Linked DNA regions of Homo sapiens: region 2 is linked to region 1. A link is an interaction called in ENCODE POLR2A ChIA-PET data of the cell type or tissue named here. Cell type or tissue: Panc1. All regions are shown on one strand. Each heading gives the region's core, and the rest is flanking DNA. Links, peaks and the distances in the headings are about the cores only. Region 1 overlaps NCOR1 (nuclear receptor corepressor 1). Region 2 overlaps PIGL (phosphatidylinositol glycan anchor biosynthesis class L).

What was found. ChIA-PET counts read pairs that join two places held together with the same protein. Peaks named below come from ENCODE experiments on the same cell type or tissue, not always from the same donor. Only the 100,000 strongest peaks of a DNase experiment are listed, where the experiment ranks them.
Region 2: POLR2A ChIA-PET joins it to region 1 with 5 read pairs; 2 of 35 experiments call an interaction of 5 or more read pairs at or near these places.

The regions. Positions count from the first base shown.
Region 1 is chr17:16,102,128-16,110,127 of GRCh38, forward strand. NCOR1 (nuclear receptor corepressor 1) reads right to left here. Exons shown (of 46, transcript NM_006311.4): 19 at 6,659-6,785. Among named protein-coding and RNA genes, the nearest start is that of SNORD163, 47 kb to the right of the region's middle. In Panc1, for the core only: no CTCF peak of the experiment used is centred there; a DNase peak (open chromatin) is centred at 4,594.
Region 2 is chr17:16,221,971-16,231,798 of GRCh38, forward strand. All of the region lies in intron 1 of PIGL (phosphatidylinositol glycan anchor biosynthesis class L), which reads left to right. Among named protein-coding and RNA genes, the nearest start is that of PIGL, 9.7 kb to the left of the region's middle. In Panc1, for the core only: no CTCF peak of the experiment used is centred there; a DNase peak (open chromatin) is centred at 7,741; H3K27ac peaks cover 745 bases.

The sequences.
Region 1 (8,000 bases), core at 1-8,000:
CTTCCTGTGAATTTCCTTTTACCCAGCTGAACTGACACTCTAGAACGGCTCCATCCAATAGACATATAATGTAATCACATCTGTAATTTTAATTTTTCTGATGGTCACATTAAAAAAGTAAGAAGAAATTGGTCAAATAATTTAAACTTTTTTTTTAATTTTTAATTTTTTGGAGATGGGGTTTTGCTCTTGTTACCCAGGCTGGAGTGCAATGGTGCGATCTCGGCTCACTGCAACCTCCGCCTCCTGGGTTCAAGCGATTCTCCTGCCTCAGCCTCCCAAGTAGCTGGATTTACAGGTGTGTGCCACCATGCCTAGCTAATTTTGTAGAATTTATTTAATTAACCCAGTATATGTGAAATATCATTTTAACATGTGATCAATAGCAAAAAATCATAAGATTATTTTTCCTTTTTTTGGGTACTAAATCTTCAAAATCTGGTGTGCATTTTACATTTTCTGCATATCTAATTTTTTTTTTTTGGAGGCAGAGTCTCGCTCTGTCACCCAGGCTGGACTGCAGTGGTGCTTTCTTGGCTCACTGCAGCCTCCGCCTCCCAGGTTCCAGCGATTCTTGTGCCTCAGCCTCCTGAGTAGCTGGGATTATAGGTGCCTGGCACCATGCCCGGCTAATTTTTGTATTTTTAGTAGAGATGGGGTTTCACCATGTTGCCCAGGCTGGTCTTGAACTCCTGACGTCAGGTGATCCGCCTGCCTTGGCCTCCCAAAGTGCTGGGATTACAGACATAGGCCACCGCACCCAGCCTGCATATCTAAATTTAAACTAGCCAAATTTCAAGTGCTCAATAGCCACAAGTGTCTAGCGGCTACCACACTGGACAGAAGGCTGTAGAATACTATTTCACAGATTTTTAATTTAATGTTGTAACAGATCTTTCCCCATATCGTTTATATTGTTCTATAATCGTTTATATTGTTCTATAAATAGACTTTCAGTGCTTTTTGACATCTTTACCTAGATATATCAAAGGCAGCACAAATTCAGTATGTCCTGTACTAGAGTTGTAATAACCACTCGCAAATCAGATTCTTTTCTAGGGTTTACTATCCAATTAAACAAAACAGAGACCAAGAAGTCATCTTTTAAACCCTCTTCTCATTTACCCCATATCCAGCCTTGACAAGGCTCACTGATTTTCTCTCTAAAAATTTCTCTTGAATCTATCCAATCCTGTTCAACTTCACAGCTAGCACTCTAGTCCAAAACCAACTCTCTTCACTCCACTTCAGACCATTCTTTACAACAAAGATAGAGTTGTCTTTTTAAAAGCCAGATTTTACCACAATAACTCACTCTCTCACTCTCATAACTTTTCAGTGGACCCCCATTACTATTAGGATAAAGTCCCAAAATTGCTGGTATGATCTGCAAGGCCTTGCCCAGTGGGCCCCCTCCAGCCTCTCCAGCTTGCACACAGCTCTCTGAATTCAAGTCACACTGGCCTTTATTTAGTTTGTTCAATGCCTCATGCATCTTCTACCACAGAGACTTTGTACATGCCATTCACCTTTACTGAAAGGCTCTTTCACCTACTTTTCCTTTGGTGATCAACTCAAACATCACATGCTTAAAAAGCCTTCTATGGGCTGGGCGCACTGGCTCACGCCTGTAATCCCAGCACTTTGGGAGGCCGAGGTGGATGGATCACCTGAGGTGAGGAGTTTGAGACCATCCTGACCGACATAGTGAAACCCCGTCTCTACTAAAAATACAAAATTAGCCACATGTGGCATGCCTGTGCTCCCAGCTACTTGGGAGGCTGAAGTAGGAGAATCGCTTGAATCCGGGAAGTGGAGGTTGTGGTGAGCCGAGATCATGCCAGCCTGGGCAACAAGAGTGAAACTCTGTACCCCCACCCCCCCAAAAAAGCCTTCCATGGTTTCCTTAACAAAGTTATATTTTGCTAATATAGTTCTGATACCACATGTACTAGTTACAGTTACAATCTTACATTTATTTACTAGAATGATTTCTGGCTATTTCTTCCACTAGGCTATAAACTCCATGAAGACAGAGATCATTTATTTTGATTATCACTTAAGTACTAGCCTGGTACACAGTAGACTCAAATACTGGCTGGATTATAAAGTACATGAATGGTTGTGAAAACCTAAGTAACCGTCTGGGAAAAAAAAATATTTTTTAATTGTATATAATAGACAGCAATATAAAAAAAACTTCTACAAATTCATCCTTTCAAATATGATGAAGTGTCAACTATGTATGTGCAGGGAGCTGTCTGAGGTACCACGGACACAGCAATTTAAGAAAACCTAAGCAGATGCTCTCATGGAGCCCATATTCTAGCGTGAAATAGACAACAGTAAATATGTGATATAGGCTGAGAGTGGTGGCTCACGCCTATAATCCCAGCACTTTGGGAAGTTAAGGCAGGAAGAATGCCTGAGGCCAGGAGTTCAAGACCAGCTTGGGCCACATAGTAAGACCTCATCTCTACAAAAAAATTAAAAAATTAGCTAGTCATGGTGGCGTACACCAGTAATCCCAGCTATTGGGAGGCTGAGGCAAGAGAATCACTTGAGCCCAAGAGGTCAAGGCTTGCAGTGAGCTGTGTTCACGCTGGTACACTTCAGCGCTGGGTTAACAGAGTGAGACCCTGTCTCAAAAAAACAAAAGAAGTGATATATCAGGTGGTGATCAGTGCAGTGACTAAACGACAAAACTGAGAAAGAAGTGGGTGAGGAGGTATTATAGAAAAAAGTGATATCTGAACAGAGGACTCAAGGAAATGAGAGAATGAGCCCTAGGCACATGGTGGGGAAGAGCATCCCAGGTAGAGGGATTAGAAAGCACAAAGGCTCCTGAAGTCGGGGTTGGTTTGCCCAGGAACAGCAAAGAGGACAGTGTGGTTGGAGCAGAGGGGGCCAACAAAAAAGCAGCTGGCAGAAAGTTCACAGAGGTACAAAGGTCAGTTCATGCAGAGCCTCATAAATTGCAGTAAGGCCTTGGGTCTTTATTTTTACTGAGATGGGAAAGTATTACAGAATTTGGACTAGAGAAGAAACATGATTTGATTCACATTTTGGAAGAATTACTTGGGCTGCTGTGGAAGAAAAAACAGAATGGACCTTGTCTCTACACAAAATAAAAAAGTACATTAGTCAGGTGTGGTGGTACACGCCTATGGTCCCAGATACTTGGGGGGATGAGGTGGGAAAATCGCTTGAGCCTGGGAGTTTGAGGCTGCAGTGAGCCACGATCGAGCCACTGCACTCCAGCCTAGGTGACACAGCGAGACCTCATCTCTAAAAATAAATAAAAAGAATGGAACAAAAAGAAGCAAGAGACTAATCAAAAAACTACTGCAATGAGGGCTCCTCAGAAGCAGGGTAGGAGCAATGGAGACAAGGATCCAATTCTAAAGAGACTAAAGAAAACCTAATTTATTGATATAGTGAAAGACCAGAGGGAAAAGCAGCTTGTGGTGGTAGAGACACATGAGTTTGCTTTGGCTGTTAACAACAAGATGGCTCTTAGGCATCCAAATGGAAATACTGTAGGTGATCAAATATATGAGCCTGGAGTTCACATGAGAGTTCAAGTCTCCAAAAAACAAACAAACAAACAAACAAACAAACAAAGACAGACAAGCAAATAATTCAGAAGAGTACCTCACATGTAGTAAGGTTTTAATATATGGCAGCCATGGCCAGGCGCGGTGGCTCATGCCTGTAATCCCAGCACTTTGGAAGGCCAAGGCAGGCGGAACACCTGAGGTCAGGAGTTCGAGACAAGCCTGACCAACGTAGCGAAACCCCATCTCTACTAAAAGTACAAAAATTAGCTGGGCGTGGTGGCAAGTGCCTATAATCCCAGCTACTCGGGAGGCTGAGGCAGGGGAATTGCTTGAACCCGGGAAGCAGAGGTTACAGTGAGCTGAGATTGCAACACTGCACTCCAGCCTGGGCAACAAGCGCGAGACTCCATCTCTAAAACAAACAAACAAACCAACAAACAAAAACGGCAGCCATTATCATTACTGAAAGATCCTACCAAAGCATTGAAAAGCTAACAAAAAGCCCAACTTAACCTTCATTTCTGTTTATATAGTGGTAGAAAGCCCCAAATCCAAGGGCAAACTAACAAGGCATTTATCTTCAAAATATTAGAAGACATGTTAGTGGTTATACAGCAGATGATATCATTTGACATAAGCACTTTTCCAATTTTCTTCTTCCAAGCCACAAAAGAGTAGGAAGGTTTCCAAGGCATAATGTTTCACCAAGCAGTAGCCAAACATGAGTATCTTTTTTTTTCCTAAAAATACAAAAAAAAACCTTAAAGAATGATGTAGAAAAAGAGAACAAGAGCAAATCCAAATTTTGGTGAAGTTTGGTCTGATTTAATTCTTCTAATCATGAAAGATACTCAAACACTCAGATGTGTTTTAGGAAAACAGATAGAGGAACCCTCCCTTCAGCAGCTGCCTTCGTTCTTCAATTGGCAAGAGACTTGCCACACAATAAACAGTGCATCTGTGCTGTCTCATTGAGATTAGGAATAAGTATGAGATCACAGGTCACATGAGCTGCATTTATGTTCTCTTCTTGACACTTTCCAAATGAAGCTAAGTCAACAGGAAGAGAGAGCCTACAATTCTACTGGGAAAATCATTTCCTCTTAATAGGAAACTCTTCTAGATGATTGAGCAGATGTGATGGTGCCACCCTACACTTGATCAGACATATATATATATATATATATATATATATATTTTTTTTTTTTTTTTTTTTTTTTTTTTTGAGACAGTCTCGCTCTGTCGCCCAGGCTGGAGTGCAGTGGCGTGATCTCAGCTCACTGCAAGCTCCGCCTCCCAGGTTCACACCATTCTCCTGCCTCAGCCTCCCGAGTAGCTGGGACTACAGGCGCCCGCCACCATGCCCGGCTAACTTTTTTTTGTATTTTTAGTAGAGACGGGGTTTCACCGTGTTAGCCAGGATGGTCTCAATCTCCTGACATCGTGTTCCGCCCTCCTGGGCCTCCCCAAGTGTTGGGGTTACAGGCATGAGCCACTGCGCCCGGCCCAGATAGACATATTAATACCAGACTTGGGCTTTGTTATGGACTGCATTGTGCCCCTCCCCACCAAAATTCTTCTGTTGGAGCCCTACCCCCCAATGTAACTGTATTTGAAGACGAGGCCTTTAAGGAGATGACTAAGGTTAAATGAGATTATAACAGTGGGCTCTAATCCAGTAGGAGTTGTCTTCATATGAGGAAGAGACACCAGGAGTGCGCACACCCAAAGGAAAGGCCATGTAAGGACAAAGTAACAAGGCGGTTAGCCATCTGCAAGCCACAAAGACAGCCCTCATCAGAAAGCAACTGTGCCAGCACCTTGACCTTGCACGTACAGCCTCCAGAACCGTGAGAAAATTAATTTCAGTTGCTGCAGCCACCCAATCTGTGGTATTTTGTTATGGCAGCCCAAGGAGATTTATTAACCTCCAGCCTTCATTAACATTTATAACCCCAGGGAATACTAGCCACCAGAAACAAACCCATTAAAACCAAGAGACTCTGACAACCTCTCTAGAAGTGCCATTAACACACCAAACTACCTTCCCTGTTTGCAGCACTCTTACCCTACCCTCGGGTGGGACTTCTCTAATACTCTCTCTACTCTTGTAAAGATGACCTCATTTTTCACAAACCCTCCCAAAAACAAGTTTAAGGTTAGGGGTTGTTCAAAGCCAAAACCCATTTCAATACAAGTTTAAGTTTAAAAGACAACAAGAATAATCTATAGGAAAAAAAAAACATGGAATCTAATATTACTAAACCTGGAGGATGTACAACTTTTAAAGCTTATACAAAATAAAGACCCTACACAGAAAAGAGATACAACTCTAATTACACAAACTTTAAACAAAAGTAATTGAAAAGGAAAACAAAAAGAAAATGATGGAAAAAATTATCTGCATATACAAAACATGAACATGTTTAATTTATAATATATGAAGAGCTACTAAAAGCATTATAAAAATCCCCACATCAGAAGCAATTTCCAAAAAAAAAAAAAAAAAATCCACAGAAACTTTAATCAGAGTGTAAACTGAAATAAATTAGGTATCTTTTTTCTTACCAAAAAAATCAAGAAAACATTTACCTTTCCATGAACTTGTCATTAGTTTAAATGACAAAGATACATTATTTCTTAAATTTCCTTAAGTTTCGTGTTTTTTTTTTCTATCGGTGCTTCTAAGGTCACTAATTCTTTTTACGTAAAAACATTACTACAGTACATATAAATCTCTGTAAAAATATGAAAATAAATCAAACTTAAGCCAATAAAATAAAGAGAAATGTAACCAACTATACTAACTGAACAAATAAATGTGGCAATGACACAGACACACAGGTATTTTATTGATGTTGGCACTTGATGTCTGAAGCAGGACTGCCATTTCCAAGATCTTCTGGACCATCCTAGGTGCTACATAAATATTTGTTGATTAAATGAATAAAAACATTATGTTCAAGTTTGAAGTCTCCACACCATGAAAACACTGGCACACTGTTTCCTCAATGAAGCAACTCCTACACAGTCAAATGACTAAAAATTATTTATTCTGGATAGCAGATGTCACAACTAAATTTAAAATTTTGAGATACCTTCGCTGTCTTCTGGATTTTCTTCTTCATTGGAGGCTTCAATATCTTCATCCTCCTGAGCAGAAACAGTGGAAGCGACACTTTCACATTGAGACACATCTCGCTCTTCACGAGGTTTTCGTGAAGTCTAAAGGAGGAAAGAGTATTATTTGATTTAAATAACTAAAAAGAAAAAAAAATTCATTTCTGAAATAATGTAGAACATTGATAAGCACACACACACACCAGACAAGGAGGTCACATGTTTGACAATAGTTCTGGTTAAAGTGCAGATAAATACCTCTCCATAATCACTAACTGGCCAAATTTTGTGTAGATGGCTCGCCTTTATCAAACTAAGCAAAAGTTACATCTGATCCACTTTTGGAATTACTCACCACTATACATGTATAAAAAGCCAAAAATCACATACCTCCATGCTTTTTACTCACTCCAGATAATGTTATCTAATAAAAACAATATATATATATTTTTTCTAAAGATAATATATACCTTGAAATGTGGAAGACATAACACTACAAAAATCACTGCTCATTATTCCAACAGTAAGAGATCCTAAATATACCGGTACATTTCCTTTCAATCTTTCAGAGGCATATACATGAATATAAATATTTATGTATACATGTAAACACAACCAGGAAAGCCCTATGTAATTACATATTCACTTTTTTAACATAATGTAGCCATGAGCAGAACATATCACTGTTACAAATTCTTCCTAATTATTGTTATTAATGATCCCATGAAAACATTATGTTGACATAATACTGACATATATTATGTTGACATATAATTAAAATTCTCCTATTTTAAGGCATTTTGGTAATTTTCAATTTTTGGTATAAATAATGCTGCAAGAAACTTCCTTCACTAGCATTAAGAATCACGCAATTTTATAAGCAACAACTCATCATTGATATTACTACTGAATTTCTTTTTACCACTCAATTTATTTTTCTTTTTTGAGACAGAATCTTGCTCTGTCACCCAGGCTGGAGTGCAGTGGCAGGATCTCAGCTCACTGGAACCTCCACCTCCTGGGTTCAAGCAATTCTCTGCCTCAGCCTCCCGAATAGTTGGAATTACAAGCACCCGCCACCAGGCCCAGCTAATTTTCATGTTTTTAGTAGAGACGGGGTTTCACCATCTTGGCCAGGCTGGTCTTGAACTCCTGACCTCGTGATCCACCCGCTTTGGCCTCCCAAAGTGCTGGGATTACAGGCGTGAGCCACCGCACCCAGCCAATACCACTCAATTTCTTTTACTATAAAAAAGCACAAATTCAGCTAAGCATAGGAGCTCATGTCTATAATCCCAGCACTTTGGGAGACTGAGGTGG
Region 2 (9,828 bases), core at 1,019-9,018, 120 kb after region 1:
CTTGAACTCCTCAAGTGATCCACCTGCCTTGGCCTCCCAAAATAATAGGATTACAGCATGAGCCACTGCTCCTGGTCTAATTTTTAAAATCCCTTCTTAAATTCACAAGTCATTCAAACGTGTGGATTAAACATTATCTATTCTGCTGATTTAACATTTTAATATAAAAAACAGGAAGCTATTAATTTGTAATGTAATGAAAGCTATGATGTTTTGATGGAGAAAGTACTATGGACACAAAATGGAAAAAAGCATTAAATCTCTTTTCAGGGGTTTAGATTAAGGAAATCTCCAAATTGGTTTTCTTTTGAGCTGGACTTTAAAAATAGGAGTAGATATATATATAGGAAGCAAGCAGTAGTAAAGGCATCAGTAACTCTTGGATTTGCATGAATAATTCATTCTAACAAGATCTTCAGTTTAAGGGAAAGGGAGAAGCAGGGAAAAAATAATAATTGCTTTGTTATTGGTGGCTCATTTCATCCTGTCAGCAACTCTGTGAGGTAGGTACTATTGTTTTTTCCATTATACAAGTATGGGAACTGAATCACAAAGTTTAAGTAACAACTGAAGTGACCAGCTACAGTGTAAAGAAGCCAGGACCCTGTGGTTTTTCTCTGTTCTAAAACCGTTACACCCAATCTGCCTCTCACATTGCCTTGTATGCCTTGTCAGTTGATGAAATATCTAAATTGATTCCCAGTGTATGTTCCAAGGAACATTAGTTCATCAAGCTGCTATTAAAAAAAAAAAAAAAGAGGCCAGGCACAGTAGCTTACACCAGTAATCCCAGCACTTTGGGAGGCCGAGACAGGTGCATCACGTGAGGTCAGGAGTTCCAGACCAGCCTGGCCAGCTTGGTGAAACCCCATTTCTACTAAAAATACAAAAATTAGCCAGGTGTGGTGGTGCATGCCTGTAATCCCAGCTACTCTGGAGGCTGAGACAGGAGAATCGCTTGAACCCAGTAGGTGGAGATTGCAGTGAGCAGAGATTGTGCCATTGCAATCCAGCCTGGGCAATAGAGCAAGACTCTGACTCAGAAAAAATAAATAAATAAAATGAAAAGAATGCCTCGGTCAAGTTTGGAGAATAGCCAGATGTGCTATCCTCTATGTAGACGTTTACAGTCTTTATGAGAATATCAACATCTTTGAGAAGCATTGCTGTAAAAAATTTTGACTTGGTTTAATCCAGTATTCCTCCAATTTATGTGACCACTAAAATACCTACTAATAGATGCATCTCTTATATAGTAGGATGTCATTGAATATATATGGTAGAGAAGTAACATAATCAGTTTTGTGTTTTAGAAAGCTCATTCTTGGCCAGGCGCAGTGGCTCGTGCCTGTAACCCCAGAACTTTGGGAGGCCAAGGTGGGCAGATCACAAGGTCAGGAGTTCGAGACCAGCCTGGCAAACACGGCGAAACCCCATCTCTACTAAAAATACAAAAATTAGCCGGGTGTGGTGGTGGATGCCTGTAATCCCAGCTACTCAGGAGGCTGAGGCAGAAGAATTGCTTGAACCCAGGAGGTGGAGGTTGCAGTGAGCCAAGATCGCTCCACTGCACTTCAGCCTGAGCGACAGAGCTAGACTCTATCTCAAAAATAAAAGCTCAGTCTTGGACCGGGTGTGGTGGCTCATGCCTGTAATCCCAGTACTTTGGGAGGCCAAAGTGGGAGGATTGCTTGAGGCCAGGAGTTCAAGACCAACCTGGTCAACATAGTGAGACCCCATCTATTTAAAAAAGAAAAAAAAAAAAGAAAGCTCATTCTGGTGGCAATGGGGAGAATGGTTTGGAAGGAAAGATTGGAGTCAGGAAAATCAATTCAGCCCAGCCTTTCTTCTCTAGACTGCACTGCCAGCTCTCATATATCAGATTTCCATGTAATTCTGGTCTATACACTTTAGTCATCTCAACAACCCTGTCTTAATTACTGTAGCTTATAAAAGCTACACTAGGCCAGAAGTGTTGGTTCACGCCTGTAATCCCAGCACTTTGGGAGACAGAGACGGGTGGATCACTAGTTCAAGAGAGCAGGACCATCTTGGCCAACGTGGTGAAACCCTGTCTCTACTAAAAATACAAAAATTAGCTGGGCATGGTGATGTGCGCCTGTAGTCCCAGCTACTCAGGAGGCTGAGGCAGGAGAATCACTTGAACCTGGGAGGCGGAGGTTGCAGTGAGCCAAGATTGCGCCACTGCACTCCAGCCTCTTGCTCTTGCGACAGAGCAAGACTCCGTCTCAGGGGGAAAAGAAAGCTACACTATATTATAGAAGCGCTATTATCTGATATGAATAGTCTTCTGATTGTTCTTCAGGGTATGTTTGCTGTTTTTGACCCTTTTTCCAAATACCTTTTTTATGGGGGAAGACAGAGCCTCACTGTTGCACAATCTTGGCTCACTGTAGCCTCCGCCTCCTGGATTCAAGTGATCCCCCTGCTTCAGCCTCCCGAGTAGCTGGGACTACAGGCATGCACCACCACGCCCAGCTAATTTTTGTATTTTTAGTAGAGACGGGATTTTGCCATGTTGGCCAGGCTGGTCTCCAACTCTTGACCTCAGGTGATCCAATCCTTCTTGGCCTCCCAAAGTGCTGGGATTACAGGATGAGCCACCATGCCCAGCCCCCAAATACATTTTAGAATTAGCTTGGTGATGTTCAAGGAAAAATCTTGCTGACATTTTTTCCCCCTTGTGACAGAGTCTCACTCTGACGTCCAGGCTGGAGTGCAGTGGCGCAGTCTCGGCTCACTGCAACCTCCACCTCCCAGGTTCAAGCGATTCTCCTGCCTCAGCCTCCCAAATAGCTGGGACTACGGGCATGTGCCACCATGCCCGGCTAATTTTTTGTATTTTTAGCAGAAATAGGGTTTCACCGTGTTAGCCAGGATGGTCTCGATCTCCTGACCTCGTGATCCGCCCACCTCAGCCTCCCAAAGTGCTGGGATTACAGGCGTGAGCCACAGTGCGTGGCCCTTGCTGGCATTTTTATTGGAATTTCACTGACTCTACTGATTAATATAAGGAGAACTGACATTTCCAATATAAAGCCTTTCTGTCTCTGATACTATGGTATGCTTCCATTTATTATATGTTGGCCTTCTTTACTATCTGTTAATAGTTTTATAATTAAGGTCTTAAATGTGTATTGAGATGATTATGTCATTGTGTCCATTAATCTGTTCTTATGTGTAGACATTCCTTTTGCAAATATAGTCTGTTACTTTCTCATACTTCAGTATCCTCTTTAATTTCTTTAAATATATTAAACATTTATATCTGCTTCTAATAATTCCAGTTTCTGCAGTCTGTATATCTGATTCTGTTCTTTGTTCTAGTAATTCATTCGGGGTGACTCGGTTCCATGTGTATTTTGTGATTTTTTTAAATGTAAGCACGTTTCTTTTTTTTTTTTTTTTTTTTTTTGATACGGAGTCTAGCTCTGTTGCCCAGGCTGAAGTGCAGTGGCACAATCTCAGCTCACTGCAAGCTCCGCCTCCTGGGTTCACGCCATTCTCCTGCCTCAGCCTCCTGAGTAGCTGGGACTACAGTCACCTGCCACCATGCCCGGCTAATTTTTTTTTTTTTTTTCAGTAGAGATGGGGTTTCACACCTGGGATTACAGGCGTGAGCCACCGTGCCTGGCCTTTTGTTTTCTTTTGTTGTTGTTGTTGTTTTGTTTTTTGCACGTGTTTCTTAGAACCATATTTGTGGTAATATTTTGGTGATTTACTTTAGCTTCAGCCAGGTAGCTAAGGGCACTACCTACCTCTCATCACTCTAAAATTTTAGATTGAGATTTTTCAGGCCATAGAGGTCATATAAATTCAGGGATCAAACCCAAGAGCATTCACTGTGGAATGCTGTGAAACAAATTGTCTCAAGACCTTGTAGCTTAAAACCATAATTAAATCTTTCCAGCCTGTGTGCTGGCACACACCTATAATCCTGGCACTTTCTGAGGCCGAAGCAGGAGGATCACTTAACCCAAGAGTTCAGCCTGGGCAACATAGCCAGACCAGGAAAAAAAAAAAAAAAAAGTTAGCCAGGCTTGGTGGCAGCTGCATGTAGTCTCAGCTACTTGGGAGGCTGAGGTGGAAGAACACTTGAGCCCAGGAGTTTGCGACTAGAGTAAGCTATGATGATCATGCCTTATAGACTAAGCCCATGTCTCAAAAACAAACAACAACAAGAAAAACCAATCACCTTTTTTTTCATGGTTTCAGACAAAGTATACTTGTCTCTGCCTCACAATGTTTAGTACCTCATTTGGAGGACCCAAAGACTAGGGGCTGGAATCACCTGAATACTCATGCACTTACGTATCTGGCTGTCAGCTGGGGACTTTGCTACAGATGTCAGCCAGAACATCCACATATGGTATATCCATGTGACCTGGGCTTCCTCACAACCTGGTGGCTGGGTTCTTGGGCAAGTGTCCTAAGAAAGAGCCTGTGCTAGGGATAACCATATTTCCTTTTATGACCTATCCTTAAAAATCTTGCAGTATCATAAGCCACATCCAGGTTTAAGGAGAGAATTAGATTCCACCTCCTAAAGGGGAATGTAGACATTCTACAAGTGCATATGGGACTAGAAATATTGCTGTAGCTACTTTTGGAAAATACAGTCTATCACACCAAGTAAAGGAGAGTATGTGATTAGCAATTCTTAGGGGGTGACATTTTTTCTTATTTTCCCTTCTGCTAGAACCAAGCCTACAGATAGGATGTAGCCCCACCATATCTGTCTAGGGCAAGTTTTTTTCTGGTTCATCCAGTGAAGGTATTGCCTTTTGAAGGTCCTGTCTTTATGTGGAGGTCTCCTTATCTGTGTCCAAGCTTTATCTGCTGCTCCCTTGACTTTAGGCCACCAAGGATATGTAGATGTTCTCAAAGTGCTCTGGGTCAGCCGCATAATACCTCTCAGGATTTATGTCTACCTATTGTTTTAGTCCTTCAAGTATATCCCTTACTTTCCTGCTAGTTAAACCATGCATTCTAGAACATGTTTGCCTTTTATCTCACATGTTCAGGTATTCATCCTGAGGGTTTCTCTGCATATCTGATTTACCATATTGCCTAAATAGAACTTATTAGGGGTTATTTTTAATACTGCTTTTTTGGGTTTTTTCTTTTTTTTTTTTGAGACGGAGTCTCCCTCTGTCACCCAGGCTGGAGTGCAGTGGCACGATCTCGGCTCACTGCAACCTCCACCTCTCGGGTTCAAGTGACTCTCCTGCCTCAGCTTCCCAAGTAGCTGGGATTACAGGCGCGTGCCACCATCATGACCAGCTAATTTTGGTATTTTTGTAGAGCCAGGGTTTCACCATGTTGGCCAGGCTAGTCTCAAACTCCTGACCTCAAGTAATCCGCCTGCCTTGGCCTCCCAAAGTGCTGGGATTACAGGCGTGAGCCACCTCACCCAGTGAAAGGTAGCAATTTCATTAGTAAGAGTCGATATGAATGCAATCCTTTTGGGAATAATGAGAAATGACACTACTCGCAAGTATGGCTATATTGGCTGATAATATAGCATGTGACAATGTTTCTTGATCTGCAGAGATATGAGCTCATTTTTCTTTTTAATTTTCTTTTCTTTTTTTTTTTTTTTTTTTGAGATGGAGTTTCACTCTTGTTGCCCAGGCTGGAGTACAATGGCATGATCTCGGCTCACTGCAACCTCTGCCTCCCAGGTTCAAGCGATTTTCCTGCCTCAGCCTCCCAAGTAGCTGTGATTACAGGCATGTGCCACCATGCCCGGCTAATTTTGTATTTTTAGTAAAGACTGGGTTTCTCCATGTTGGTCAGGCTGGTCTCGAACTCCCGACCTCAGGTGATCCACCCACCTTGGCCCCCCAAAGTTTGGGATTACAGGCATGAGCCACTGCACCCAGCCTTTTTAATTTTTTTCTCTTAGTGATCTTTTAAAGACAACTTCTGTTTTATAGGGATAACGCCTATAATCCCAGCAATTTCATAATTGAAAGATTTTATTCATTGAAAATCCAGTTTTTAATATTATTTAAATTGTGGTAAGACATACATAACAAGAACTTACCATTTTAAACTTTTTTTTTTTTTTTTTTGAGATGGAGTTTCACTCTTGTTGCCCACACTAGAGTGCAATGGCATGATCTCGGCTCACTGCAACCTCCGCCTCCCAGGTTCAAGCAATTCTCCTACCTCAGCCCCCTGAATAGCTGGGATTACAGGCACCCACCACCACCATGCCCGGCTAATTTTTTTATATTTTTATTAGAGAATGGAGTTTCACCATGTTGGCCAGGCTTGTCTTGAACTCCTGACCTGAGGTGATCCACCTTCCTCGGCCTCCCAAAGTGCTAGGATTACAGGCGTGAGCCACTGCGCCCAGCGATTTTATTTTATTTTATTTCTTTATTTATTTTATTTTATTTTTTTGAGACGGAGTCTTGCTCTGTCGCCCAGGCTGGAGTGCAGTGGCGCGATGTACGCTCACTGCAAGCTCCGCCTCCCGGGTTTACTTACACCATTCTCCTGCCTCAGCCTCCCGAGTAGCTGGGACTACAGGCTCCCGCCACCACGCCCGGCTAATTTTTTGTATTTTTAGTAGAGACGGGGTTTCACCGTGTTAGCCAGGATGGTCTCGATCTCCTGACCTCGTGATCCGCCCGCCTTGGCCTCCCAAAGTGATGGGATTACAGGCGTAAGCCACCACGCCCGGCGATTTTAAACATTTTTAAGTGTTCAATTCCATGGCAGTAAGCACTTTCATAGTATTATGTAACCATCACCACTATTTCATCATCCCAAATAGAAACTCTATACCTGTTTAGCATTCCTTTTCCCCTCCTCTCCCAAGCCTCTGGTAACCACCATTCTTTCTATCTCTATGAATTTGTCTATTCTAGGTAACTCGAATAAGTGGAATCATACAATAATTGTTATTTTATGCCTGGCTTATGCTAATTAGCATACTGTTTTCAAAGTTCATCCATATTGTGGCATGTATCAGAACTTCATTTCTGGTTGAGCTCAGTGGCTCACACCTGTAATCCCAGCACTTTGGGAGGCTGAAGTGGAAGGATCCCTTGAGACCAGGAGTTCAAGACCAGTCTGGACAACATAGTGAGATTTCGTCTTTACAAAAAATAAAAATAAAAAAATTAGCCAGTCTGGGTGGCGAGTGCCTATAGTCCCAGCTACTTGGGAGGCTGAAGTGGGAGAATCCCTTGAATCCAGGAGGTCAAGGCTGCAGTAAGCTCTGATCAGTCTGCTGCATTCCGGCCTGGGTGACAGAGCAAGTCCCTGTCTCAAAAAAAAACTTCATTTCTTTTTATGGCTTTATTAATATTCCATTGTGTATATATACATACATATATATATGTATGTATATATACCACATTTTGTTTATCATTCATCTAATGATAGGCACTTGGGTTATTTCCAATTTGGGGCTATTATGAATAATGCTTCTATGAACATTGGTGTACAAGTATTTATTTGAGTACCGGTTTTCCTTTTTTTTTTTTTTTTTTTTGAGTATAATTGCTGAGACATATGGTAATTCTGTATTTAAATTTTTTGAGAATTGACAAACTGTTTTCTGCAGCAACTGTACAGTTTTACGTTGCCACCAGCAATGAACTATGGTTCCAGTTTCTCCACATCTTTGTCAGCATTTGTAATTTTCCATTTTTTGGACTATAGCCATCCTAGTAAGTGTGCAGTGATGATGTCACATTGTGGTTTTGATTTTCATTTCCCTGATGACTAAGGATGATGAGCATCTTGCATCTTTTCACATGCTTATTGGCCATCTATATATCTTCTTTAGAGAATACCTATTCAAGTCCTTTGCCCATTTTCTGATTCTAGTTTCATTTTAAAGTCATGATTTTTTTTTTTTTTTTTTTTTTGAGACGGAGTCTCGCTCTGTCACCAGGCTGGAGTGCAGTGGCACGATCTCAGCTCACTGCAACCTCCACCTCCTAGGTTCAAGAGATTCTCCTGCCTTAACCTCCCGAGTAGCTGGGACTACAGGCGTGTGCCCACCATGCCCAGCTAATTATTGTATTTTTAGTAGAGATGGGGTTTCACTATGTTGGCCAGGATGGTCTCAATCTCTTGACCTCGTGATCCACCTGCCTCGGCCTCTCAAAGTGCTGGGATTACAGGCATGAGGCACTGTGCCTGGCCAAGTCATGATTTCTTAGACTGGGTTCTGTGGACACATCCTAATAGAAGAGGATCTAGCTCTCTTAGTTTCAGCTTCCTTTGGGAACCCAGGCCTCTGGGCTCCAGTAACACTGCCTCCTTCCTTTACCTTGCCAACCGAGGGTTGGTAGTCACTTCTTGCTATCTCTAAACTCTGGGTTACTTCACTGTTCCTTTTGTCCCTTAGATCCTCCCTCAGTTATGCGTCAAAATCTTTGCATTAAATTCTTGCTGTTGTAACTATTTGATGTGGTTTCTGTTACCCCGAATAGATCTTGACATAGCATCTAAATTCCCTCATTTTATAGGGGAAGAAACTTGTACCATTTTGTCTTCCAAATACATTTTAGAATTACTTGGTCATGTTAAAGGAAAAACATTGCAGCTATTCCTTCCCATAACATACTTCTCAGTCGTAACTAGCAATCTAGCAGTCATAATCACTTTTTTTTTTTTTTGAGATGGAGTCTCACTCTGTTACCAGGCTGGAGTGCAGTGGCACAGTCTCAGCTCACTGCAACTTCTACTTCCTGGGTTCAAGCTTTTCTCCTGCCTCAGCCTCCCAAGTAATTACAGGCTAGGATTACAGGCCTGAGCCACCGTGGCCAGCCTCATAATCACATTTAATACAAAATAAAGTCACGTTGTAAAGACTCAAATTTATACATCACAATGTATAAAGGTAAAAATTTTATTTTTAAAGAATAAAATTACAAAAATTAAAGAATTTCTCCAAATTCATATAGTTAGTAAAAAGACAGATAGTGTTGGGACCATGATGCCTTCATGCCCAGTCCATTTCTTGTTCTAACAAATTAAAACTTCCCGGGTTGGAGTGGGAGAGGAGCTTTTTTCCTTTATATGGTTTTTTTTTTGGTTTTGGTTTTTCTTTTTTTTTTTTTTTTTTTTTTGGTAGAGAGAGGTCTTGCTATATTCCCCAGCCTGGTCTTGAATTCCTGGCCTTAAACAGTGTGCCCGCCTTCCAAAGTGCTAGGAGCTGGGATTACAGGCATGAGCCACCACACCCAGCTTCTTACTGATTTATTTTCTTTTCTTTTTTTTTTTTTTTTTTGAGACACAGGGTCTCACATTGTCACCCAGGCTGTAGTGCAGTGGTGTGGTCATGGTTCACTATAGCCTCAAAATCCCAGGCTCAAGCGTTCCTCCCACTTCAGCCTCCCGAGTCAGTGGGACTACAGGCGTGAGCCACCATGCCCAGCTAATTTTTAAAATTTTTCTTTTGTGAAAACAGGGTCTCACTATGTTGACCAGGCTGGTTTTGAACTCCTGGCCTCAAGTGATCCTCTTGCCACAGCCTTCCAAAGTGCTGGGAATACAGACATGAGCCACTATGCCCAGCTTTGATTTTTTTTTAACCATATAAATCTATTACCTATTTAGAATAAACTAATTTTAAATTTTTTAAGTAAAATAAAATGTTTACCCTTATAAATTATGATGTATAAATTTGAGTCTTTACAAAATGTCTTTACTTTGTATTAAATGTGATTATGATTGCTAGTTATGACTGAGAAGTATGTTATGGGAAGACTACTAAGCATACAATTGTGCATGAGCTTATACACAAACACACACATAATGTAGTTCTACATCTAGAAA